Linked DNA regions of Homo sapiens: region 2 is linked to region 1. Evidence: read pairs that join two places in POLR2A ChIA-PET (ENCODE). Cell type or tissue: OCI-LY7. All regions are shown on one strand. Each heading gives the region's core, and the rest is flanking DNA. Links, peaks and the distances in the headings are about the cores only.

What was found. Peaks named below come from ENCODE experiments on the same cell type or tissue, not always from the same donor. Only the 100,000 strongest peaks of a DNase experiment are listed, where the experiment ranks them.
Region 2: POLR2A ChIA-PET joins it to region 1 with 6 read pairs; 2 of 35 experiments call an interaction of 5 or more read pairs at or near these places.

What each region holds. Positions count from the first base shown.
Region 1 is chr15:65,800,046-65,809,286 of GRCh38, forward strand. The region is part of intron 1 of LOC105370866 (a long non-coding RNA gene); the gene reads left to right. Among named protein-coding and RNA genes, the nearest start is that of DENND4A, 12 kb to the left of the region's middle. In OCI-LY7, for the core only: no CTCF peak of the experiment used is centred there; a DNase peak (open chromatin) is centred at 7,866; H3K4me3 peaks cover 915 bases; H3K27ac peaks cover 1,093 bases.
Region 2 is chr15:64,136,097-64,138,596 of GRCh38, forward strand. It overlaps SNX1 (sorting nexin 1), which reads left to right. Exons shown (of 15, transcript NM_003099.5): 13 at 234-314; 14 at 765-836; 15 at 1,472-2,500. The coding sequence ends at 1,522. Among named protein-coding and RNA genes, the nearest start is that of SNX22, 14 kb to the right of the region's middle. In OCI-LY7, for the core only: a CTCF peak has its summit at 1,443 (motif pointing right); a DNase peak (open chromatin) is centred at 1,395.

The DNA of each region.
Region 1 (9,241 bases), core at 6,383-8,882:
CTCCCCATGAAATACACTGGATACATAGGAAAATCCTATTTTGGAGATGAAGAAACTAAAGCTCAGAAAGGCGTAATGAGTTTTCCCAAATCACATGGCTAGACGCCTTACAATCCCTGGGCCAATAGGCTTCTACCAAACCACACTGCCTTGTGGATTTTTAAAAAGTAAAATCTTAAATGCCATGTGCCTAGGCATAGAATTCATTCCCTCAATCTTTGTACTGTTATATACAATGCACTCTGCTAGTTGTCAGGAAAGATTACAAGACTATTTATTTTGTAAGACTAGATTTCTATTTTGCACGACTGAATATTGAACATTACCTAATTATTAGGGAAATGCATGTTTTTTGGTGGTTGATAGCTAGCAAGAAGTAAGTCTTGGTATACTACAACATTAGGAATATTTGTAAACTTTCACCTAAGGATGGGCTTCATTCAGATTCTTTACTGTTAATATATTACCCCATCCAGCTGGGTGCGGTGGCTCACATCTGTAATCCCAACACTGTGGGAGGCCAAGGCGCGTGGATCATGAGGTCAGGAGATCAAGACCATCCTGGCCAACATGGTGAAACCTTGTGCCTACTAAAAATACAAAAATTAGCCGGCGTGGTGGTGTGCCCCTATAATCCCAGCTACTCAGGAGGCTGAGGCAGGAGAATCGCTTGAACCTGGGAAGCGGAGGTTGCAGTGAGCCAAGATCGTGCCACTGCACTCCAGCCTGGGCGACAGAGTAAGACTCCATCTAAAAAACGGAAAAGAAAAAAAGAAAGAAAGAAAAAAAGAGTTCAGTGAAACTGGCCAAGTTGCATTAGAAGGAGAAAGTCAGTAGAGGTTAGTGTTGCAATCTGTAAATATACGTAAGGAATAGATCTAAGGAAGAAACTAAAAAAAGTAAGCAGAATGAAAGTATGGCCAGTAGTGAAACTATAATTTAGGGTAAGAAGTGGTTGCAGCTTTAGGAGAGTTTGCTGCTGGATTGTTTAGTTGACCCTTTATTTTACTTACTTAGGTTTGGTTTTATTTTTCTACAAAACGTATGCAAAGTCTAACACATTGCCTATGTAAATTTACTATGAACTACAAAATCTAATATAGAAGCTTTATTAGTACTTCAACTAAGGCACATATTTAAGAAAAAGCAGAATTTTAGAATGTTAGTAAGTCCTATGTCTAAAAACAATCAATGTAAAACAAATATTCATACCTAGAGAACACAGTGAAACTGTTTATAAGGAACTACCAAATGCAAAATAGACTCTAACTGATGTTATATAGAGTTTTCCAAAGCAACAGGGAAGTGGAAACCAGCACATTTGGGGATTAGAGTCTATTGGAAATAGTTACAGATGAAAGTTTTGGGAAAAATCGATAATGCCCACCCCAGTTCTCAGAACTGAGGAATTCAAAGAATTTGAATAACTGAAGCAGAAGTTCACATGGGTAAACAAGAATGCCATCTAGACTGGATGTAACTAAGCTGCTAACTAGAGTGGCTCTGAAAATATCTTCCAAAAAACTTTGCTCTTGTCACTACTGTCACTTTGAATTAAGAGAGAAAGATGTATGGCTTAAATGAGTGCACTGCCTGTGAGACAAGGTTTTGTTCCATATGTTAACCAGCTGTCGAGTAAAATTTGTCATTTTCCAGGACTGAAACAAGAAAGACACTAGTGATATATGTTTTGTTTGGAAGAGACTATGCAAAGCTTTGTACCATGATTATTAGCCTATCATTCCTAGGAAGCTTCATACCTGGGACCTAAGAAACCTCACTCAATATTTTTCTTTTTGGCCTAAATTTTTTGAAATAGGGAGTTACAATGCTAATTTTTTTCAAAAACTGTGCAGATACCTCTGGGAAACTTTTGTAAGGTCCTTTTAAAATATATATATATATTATATATATATAATATATATATATTATATATAATATATATAATATATATAAATATATATATAATATATATAATATATATAATATATTAAATATATATATAATATATATAATATATATATATAAATATATATATAATATATTATATATAATATATAATATATAATATATAATATATATAATATATATTATATATATAAATATATAAATATATAATATATATTTATAATATATATATAAAATATATTTATGTTATAAATATATAAAATATATTTATGTTATAAATATATAAAATATATTTATGTTATAAATATATAAAATATATTATATATATAAAAATATATAAATATATAAAATATATTTTATATATTTAAAATATATAAAATATATAAAAATATATAAAATATATATTATGTATATTTTATATATTTAAAATATATAAAAATATATATAAAATATATATATATATAACTTTAGCTGGGCATGGTGGTATATGCCAGTAGTCCTACCTACTGGGAAGGCTGAGGCAGGAGGATCACTTGAGCCCAGGAGTTCAAGGATGAAGAAAGCCATGATCGCACCACTGCACTCCAGTCTGGGTGACAGAGTGGGACCCTGTCTCTATTAAAAAACAAACAAACAAAAATCTATAACTTCAGAGGGAGTAGGAAAAGGAATTTTATTTTTAGCCAGCTGGGCATGGTGGGAGGCTCCTGTAGTCACAGCTACTTAGGAGGCTGAGGTGTGCCTGAGCCCAGGAGTTTGAGACCAGCCTGAGCAACATAGTGAAACCCCATCTCTAAATCAAGGAAAGAGAATTTTTGCATAGGATGAGGACTTGAGTAGAAGGCCTGGACATGAGGTAACTCATGGAAGGACTGTTTTTTTGTTGTTGTTTTATTTTTTTGTTTTGCTTTGTTTTTTGTTTTATTCACAACTGAGAAATTGTTAAGATATTAACAAATCCTAGTCCAGATTCAGGGATACTGGGGAGAAAACCCTGACTATTTTTTGTTTGTTTGCTTTTTAACTAACTACCTTCCTTCCACTCCAAAAACAAACCCAACTATATATTAATCATTCCCCGCTTTTGAGTATTTTATAATCAAGCCTATAATTGTTTGAAGGACAAATCAGCTCTTTTATTACACTACGTGTCACTCATTTTGTGAACAGTTGTCCCAGTTCTTAAGTACATAGTTTATAACAACCTATGTGTTTGTATAGGATGATTGTTAATTATCATCATCAAAAACATTCACATGTCTATATATATCCACACAAGTAGGCATTTACAAAGGAAATTCCAAAGACATATTCCCTTTCCTCAATCAGCCAATAATAACATTGACCCAAGACAATTAGTTTATGTGATAGATTTCTTGTTTCTCATTTTTATTCCTAAACCCCATCTCAAACCATGAAACCTCAAAAGGAATTGTGTAGGATCATATACCTTATTGGTACTCGATAAATGATGATCAACTGTTGTTATTCCATTCGTCTTCATAATTTTCTCATATTATAAAAAAGACAGTCATTTATTTATATGAGTACTTGCCTTTAATCCTGTTTTATCCTAAGCTGTAGAGTCTCTGCAGGAACCAACCACCTTAATCTTTATTAAAAACAGGGCTCATTCAGGGTAGAAGCTCAGAGAACTTATAATTTTTTTGTTTTACAGGCTCAGTGGCTCACACCTGTAATCTTTTTTTTTTTTAGATGAAGTTTCCCTCTTGTTGTCCAGGCTAGAATGCAGTGGCACGATATCGGCTCACTGCAACCTCCACCTCCCAGGTTCAAGTGATTCTCCTGCCTCAGCCTCCCAAGTAGCTGGGATTATAGGCCCGTGCCACCATGCCCAACTAATACTTTTATATTTTTAGTAGAGACGGGGGTTTCACCATGTTGGCCAGGCTGGTCTCGAACTCCTGACCTCAGGCGATCCACCCACCTCGGCCTCCCAAGTTGCTGAGAACCACCATGCCTAGCCACACCTGCAATCTCAACACTTTGGGAGGCTGAGGCAGGTGGATCACTTGAGCCTAGGAGTTCGAGACCAACCTGAGCAACATGGCAAAACTCTGTCTCTACAAAAAAATTTTTAAAAAAATTATCCAGGTGTGGTGGTCCACGCCTGTGATCTCAGCTACTTGGGAGGCTGAGGTGGGAGGATCACCTGAGCCCCAGGAGGTGGAGGCTACAGTGAGCCATGATTGTGCCACTGTACTCTAGCCTGGGCAAGAGAGTGAGACTTGTCTCAAAACAACAACAACAACCAAAAAAACTGGTTATTTACTAAAAGACCTTCATGTGAAAGTTACATAGAATACTTTTTCTCCTGGGCCAGGTGTGGTGACTCACACCTGTAATCCCAGAACTTTGAGAGGCTCAGGTGAGAGGACTGCTTGAGTTAAGGAGTTCAAGACCAGCCTGGGCAACATAGTGAAACCCCCATCTCTACTAAAAATGAAAAAGTTAGCTGGGCATAATAGTGTATGCCTATAGTCCCAGCTACACATGAGGCTGAAGATGGGAGTATTGCTTGAACCCAGGAGGTTGAGGCTGCAATGAGCTATGATAGCACCACTGCACTCCAGCCTGGGCAACAGAATGAGACCCTGTCTCAAAAATAAATAAATATATAAAGAATCCTTTTTTCTCCTAATCTCTCTCTCTCTCTCTCTCTGTGTGCTGTCTTCTCGGTTTGCAACAGTCACAGCAGCTATGTTACAACCACAGAACAAGGTTTTGCAACAGTATGGCCTTGAAATAGAATACTGCCCAGTTGAAAACTTAAGCAATCAAAATGGAATATATGAAACAATGCCTGCTAGACTTCATGTGTTGCTTCTTATTAAGGAAAGCTATTGCCTTTTTCAGGAGAATGTTACTCTTTAAGTGGCAGTTTACCCTCTTTATATCAGAGTTCTCAATTGCTGTACTATTCAGACATAGCAGTGCAACTAAGACATAATCCTGTTGTCTAAAGTGTTACTTTAGTCACTAAAATGCAGCTTCAGAAAATGTATGTGTGCAACTACTTGGTAAAAGTCATTGGTAAAAACTTACTGTAAATGTCTACGTACCTGAACTCCATCAGCATGTGAATTTAACAGCTGCAATAGTGCTCTGAAGCCAAAGCCTGTTTGTCAAAAATGTGTTAATCTCTTTCTCTCTCATTTTTTTTTTCAAGAGGCCTCATTACTCAGGCCCCAGATGACTTGCTTGGGTTTCAAAGTGTTTTCTTTTTCCTCAGTTTTGATTCTGATATGAAATTGAAATGATAAATAGCAGCATGTGGGCCACCCTGATACACTGAAAATTCTCCTTAGGCTACACATGGTTCATGATAACTGTGTAATATGCTGCCATTAGTACTGCTTATCTGGCCATCTCAAAATATTGTGTAAACACAGCATATCCACTCAAGGCCAGCCTAATGGGAGTAACTCTTCCACATTTTCTCCATTCCTACATGCATAAGGTTATTTTTAATGTGGAAACTTGAAGAATTTTTTTAAAGTTTTTTTTTCAGCAATTGTGGGTAGATTGCCCACCTTCTTATAAATGTCACACGCCGGTGGCCAACAGTTCAGTAATAGGGCTTTCCTAACCACACACAGTGCATCCAGCCAATCATCAGTCTCATGCTCTATCAAATAGTTTTAATCGTGTGACTGGGGGCACTATTTTAGGACAATTAGGTGAAACTGAACCCTCAGAATAAGCACGATTCTGGGGCAATATAGAATACCAGTTTCCTTTGCTCTTTTTTTTTTTTTTTCTATACAAGATTTTTGGTTTCTTGACTGGTTGGAATAACTTACTTTAGGTGATCTTGGCATTGGTTGAATTTTTCTATAAATTAAGATTTGTGTTAAGTAGTTTAATGGAAAGTCATGTACCGAATAAGCTGTTATAAGCACTCTTAAATCCTTCCTTATATAGCACTTGAAGCTGTGAGGAGTTACATAAAATTGTCTTCACTTAATCTATTTTGATTCATAGTTAATGAAAAGTGATTGTTCACTTGTTACATATAACAGGACCAAAGGATGGTGAAAATTTGACCTGAAAAGTGAAGAATCTCTTGCATTTGTGACAGTGTCTATATAATACAAAGAAAAGTGAAGATTTGATGTGTACTCAGTTCTAGTTATTTTGAGAAATGGGGAAAATTAGTCTGGACTTTGTGGTCTAAATTATTTCATTTGGATTGGTCTCTTTGGGTTTGACTCTTTACATTAAAAAAAATACTATTGCTTAAAAAAAATACTATTGCTCAAAAAAATGGCAGTGTGTCCATGTTGCTGATTCTCATCAGAAAAAGAAAGCAAATGAAAGCAACTATTGAAGTCTCCAGCAAGAATAAACAACCATGTATATTCCTCTTACATGCATTACAGAGCAAACGTAGTCATTCAACTTGCAGGAAAGAATCACACATTATGATTTTCATTTTGTTTTTCCCAGATTGAGGGAAAACTTTGTTTGGAAGTTTACCTGCATTTTAAAGCCCATTAATAAAAAGGATCTGGAGTTCAACTCTTATGAAGCTCACTATGATTCTTTAGCTAAAAGTTTCTTGGCTTAGCCTTAGACTTATGATTCAGATTATTCTCGGTCTGCTGGCTTAGTTCAGAAACCAAGCACCCTGTACAACTCTGAATTAGAAGTCACAAAAAAACCCACTACTTTTCTTAACTACATGTATTTTATAAGAAGATTACGCCTTCTAAAATTAGCTCTATGATGGCAAAACAGCTGGATGAAAAGGGAAAAATTCAGAGACTTGTTTTGCTGTTTTAGACATAAAATTCAACCGCCTCTTTGATTCTTAATCTCCATATGTTTTACAGTTTTATAAGACACACAGAACTGTGGTACATATGTATTTGAGTGTGATATGTATGGATTTTTTATTTGCTGCTACATATTAGCAATCTAAAAATAGAAATACTTTTCATTTTTAAATAATGGGGTTTCGTGCATAATCTTGTAAGAATGAGAATTGAACTTTTTTTTTTTTAGCAAGTTTGCCTTTTGCCAAAAGATACTGTCAGAGACCCTGACATTGTATTTTTACCCAGTCTGAAAATCTTTGTCTTTTTTTTTTTTTTTTTTTTTTTTGAGACAGAGTCTTACTCTGTTGTCACCCAGATTAGAGTGCACTGGCATGATCTCGGCTCACTGCAACCTCTGCCTCCCGGGTTCAATTGATTCTCCCTGCCTCAGCCTCCCGAGTAGCTGGGACTACTGGCTCGCACCACCATGCCTGGCTAATTTTTTTTTTTTTTTTTTTTTGGTATTTTTAGTAGAGACGGGATTTCACCATGTTGGCCAGCCTTGTCTTGAACTCCTGACCTCAGGTCATCCATACACCTTGGCCTCCCAAAGTACTGGGATTACAGCCTGGCCAACATGGTGAAAGAAACCCTGCCTCTACTAAAAATACAAAAAAGAAAAAATTAGCTGGGCGTGGTGGCGCACGCCTGTAGTCCCAGCTACTCGGGATGCTGAGGCAGGAGAATTGCTTGAACCTGGAAGGCAGAGGTTGCAGTGAGCCAAGATTGCACCACTGCACTCCAGCCTGGGCAACAAGAGCGAAACTCTTTCTCAAAAAAAAAAAAATTTAATTTTTTTTTTTTGCAAATGCAGAGAGTATTGAAACCACTGCCACAATCAAGACATGAACACACTCCATGAAAATTCTCTTGTGCTACCTACCCCTTTGTGATTGAACCCCCACCCCACCCCCAAGCCCAGGCAATCACTTATCTGTTCTCTGCTCCTATAGTTTTACCTTTTCCAGAATGTCATATAAATGGAATAGTACAATATGTAGTCTTTTGAATCTGGCTTCTTTCACTTAGCAGAAGTTTTTGTTTTTGTTTTTGAGACAGAGTCTTGTTCGGTCGCCCAGGCTGGAGTGCAGTGGTATGAACACTGCTCACTGCAGTCTTGACTTCCTGGGCTCAAGTGATCCTCCCACCTCAGCTTCCTGTGTAGCTGGGACCACAGGCATATGCCACTGTGCTCACCTAATATTTTTATTTTATTTTTTGTAGAGATGGAGTCTCGCCATATTGCCCAGGTTGGTCTCAAACTCTTGGGCTCAAGCAGTCCTCCCACCTCAGCCTCCCAAAGTGCTGGGATTACAGGCATTAGCCACTGTGCCCTGCCTGCAAAATGCTTTGCAGATTCATTCATATTCTTGTGTGTTTCAAGAGTGCATTCCTTTTTAAAATATATATAATATATATACATATTATATATATGTATACATATATTATATATATTATATGTATTATAATATATATTATATATTATATGTATATACATATTATATATATAATATGTATATACATATTATATATATAATATGTATATACATATTATATGTATACATATTATATATATAATATGTATATACATATAATATGTATACATATTATATATATATTATATGTATATTTTTTTTTCTTGAGACAGTCTCACTCTGTCCCCTGGGCTGGAGTGCAATGGTGTGGTCTCGGCTCACTGCAACCTCCACCTCCCGGGTTCAAGCAATTCTCCTGCCTCAGCCTCCTGAGTAGCTGGGACTACAGGCGTGTGCCACCACACTCAGCTAATTTTTGCATTTTTAGTAAAGACAGGGTTTCACTATGTTGGCCAGGCTTTTGAACTCCTGACGTTGTGATCCCCCCATCTCAGCCTCCCAAAGTACTGGGTTTACAGGTGTGAGCCACTGTGCCTGGCCTAAAAATATATTTTTTAAAGGTTCTGCAAAAAAGATAATAGCTGGATACTGTGGCTCATGCCTGTAATCCCAGCACTTTGGGAGGCTGAGGCGGGCGGATTGCCTGAGGTCAGGTGTTTGAGACCAACCTGGGCAACATGGTGAAACCCCATCTCTACAAAAAATACAAAAATTAGTTGGCATAGTGGCACACACCTGTGGTCCCAGCTACTTGAGAGGCTGAGGTGGGAGGATTGCTTGAGCCCGAGAGGTAGAGGCTGCAGTGAGCCAAGATCATGCCACTGCCCTCCAGCCTAGGCAACAGAGTGAGACCCTTGTCGCAAAAAATAAAAAAAAAATAGTAATTTATATTTAAAAAGAGGTGGTATCTTACTATGTTGCCCTGGCTGGAGTGCAGTGGTTTTTCACAGGCAGGACCTGACTGCTGAAGAACTCATTCCTTATTTATTTTATCTTATTTTTTTGAGACAGAGCTTCACTCTGTTGCCCAGGCTGGAGTGCAGTGACACGTTCTTGGCTCATTGCCACCTCTGCCTCCCAGGCTCAAGCAATTCTCCTGCCTCAGCCTCCCGAGTA
Region 2 (2,500 bases), core at 1-2,500, 1.7 Mb before region 1:
TTGGTCCCAGATGCCTGAAACACAGGCATCTCTTTTCCAGTCAGCCCCTAAAGTAGCCTTCTGCCGGACTCTGACTTACGTGTGGAATCCTCTGTGACACCTCATCTTACCCACAGGGACAGACAGACATAATGATCAATTGAGCCCTCATATGTAAAATCGCTGTCCAAATGTGAAGGCTTAATAATGGTGCCATAATATGAGGTGATCCTTTCTTTCCTCTTTCTTCCCAGTGGGAGTCTCGGGTGACTCAATATGAAAGGGACTTCGAGAGGATTTCAACAGTGGTCCGAAAAGAAGTGATACGGTTTGAGGTGAGATAGAAAATCCTACTTCTCACTTAGCATGCAGTGCTTGTTTTGGGAGTACTCTTGGTGTTGTCCAACTCTGTTGGGTAAAGAGAGAGGTGCCAGTAACTTGGCAGTTCTCGTGAGCAGGCGTGGCCTTCTTTGGGGGGGTGTGTGCTTGATCCTAGGAACAGTGGCAATCTTACACTTGTGGCTGGACCACAGCAGTTAAACACAAATCTTGCAGCTGCCATATACCCTCGGTCCCCTGTCGTTTCTCCTCCACTTCCCATCTCCTGCCCTCCAACAAAGCCTTTCAAGGCCTTGGCAGACCCTCTTTGGCTGGAAATTACAGCTGTTCCACCTGCTGCCTCTACTTTCTGAGACTGTGTTTGGCCTTGGTCAGCAATAAACACCACCATCCCATCGAAAGGGAAAGCAAAAACTGGATGGTCAGTGTAGAATCTTGTCTCCTAGAAAGAGAAATCCAAGGACTTCAAGAACCACGTGATCAAGTACCTTGAGACACTCCTTTACTCACAGCAGCAGGTATGTAAGTTGTGTGTGACCTTCATCCTCTACTGCCTGCTCCAAAGGCCAGCTGCCTCCTCGGGGCTTCTGCAACAAGATGTGCAGGCCCTGCTTCTGAGGGGCTGGGCCCTCCTATAGTCCATCATTGAAAATAGGTCCTGCTGCTCTGACATGGAGCATCCAACAGGGTCTTTTACCAAGCAGGAGGGCCCAGGTCTGCTGCCCTCATTCTGAGGTGAGTTAGTTTTTGAGGACAAACCCCATCTCCCTGTAACTGCTTACCCTTCGAGGAGCCACCCCATGGTACCACCTGGCCCTCCTGAGGCTGAGGCCTCATCGGTATGTGAAACAGTGGCCCCACTGTGAGGAACTAACTGAGCCAGGCAAAGCTGTGGCCACCACAGGGGTGCTCCCTCTGGGGTGGAGCCAAGACTGTCTTCAGAGACTGCCCTTGCACTTGGGGCTCAGTAACTGCTGCCTTCCCTGTCGAGAGGGAGGTGTGAAGGTCATGTGGCCTGTGCAGCTGCTCGGAGCCTGCCTTTGTGTGGCAGGCGCTTGGGGAGCGCCAGGGTACTGTGCTTGATTCCTCCCAGGCTGGCTTAGGCTCTGCCACTAGGTGGGGGCACTTGCTTAATGTCCCCACTTCTTTGCAGCTGGCAAAGTACTGGGAAGCCTTCCTTCCTGAGGCAAAGGCCATCTCCTAATGGACCAAGGACCCCAGAGCCCACCTGTGTGACGCTGCCTTTTTATACACTGTCCTCCTCCACCTTGATGGACCCCTAGTGATGCATCCTGCCTAGGCTGGACTTAACCCCTTCCTCCCTGTCCCCACGACCAACTGTCCCCAGTTACTCTAACCGTTATTTCATTTAGCTTCCATATATATTTTCTTACCTAAGAGAATAGTTTCCTGCTTTAAGCAAAAGACCTACAATAGGTGGTGGAATTATGGGATGGGGTGGAGTATTGATATAAATATATAAATACAAATGTATATTTTTCAGGATGTGGTTTAGGAACTGGGAATAACGTTTTCTGTTACTCCTGATGGTGCCATGAAAAGGTTATGTAATAAAATATTTTAAAATCAGGTCACATGACTCAGAATGTTGGTGGTTTTTGCTTAGGCTGGGGAGCAGTTGGGAATCAGGTCTGGAATACTCCTAACCAAGAAGTTGCCCAGGTATAGTAAGTTTTTCTCTACCGTTCACAAGTTTTGTGCTGCTGCTTCCCTCTGGAAATGGGGTTTCTTTCTCTCCGCCTACCTCAGCTACCTGTTCTGAGGGTCTCAATCTGTTTCGTATTCCCACTTCTTTAGGGAAGGAGTTTTAAAAACATCTCTTAAAATAAGAGGAGCAAAATCTATTAAAACCTATTCTCCTGCAAAGGAGGCAGAGACTTTCTCTCTCTCTTTTTTTTTTTTTTTTGGTGTCCCTATCATTAAGCAAGAGCCTTTCTCTTTTATTCTTCCTGCTTCCCTAAGCTGCTCAGGGTTCTCTGAGTCTTGCCCTCTGATGGCAAGTCTTATATATAACTAAACCTATTTTTGTCACCCATCAAAACACATCCTCAGTAGACTGTGTGAAGGTGTGAAGGTCTGATAATGACTTGATGCTTTGTCTCCATAGACATGAAAGCCATGCCCTCTGCCTCTAGATAGGGTGATCCAAGAGCTCCTGAAC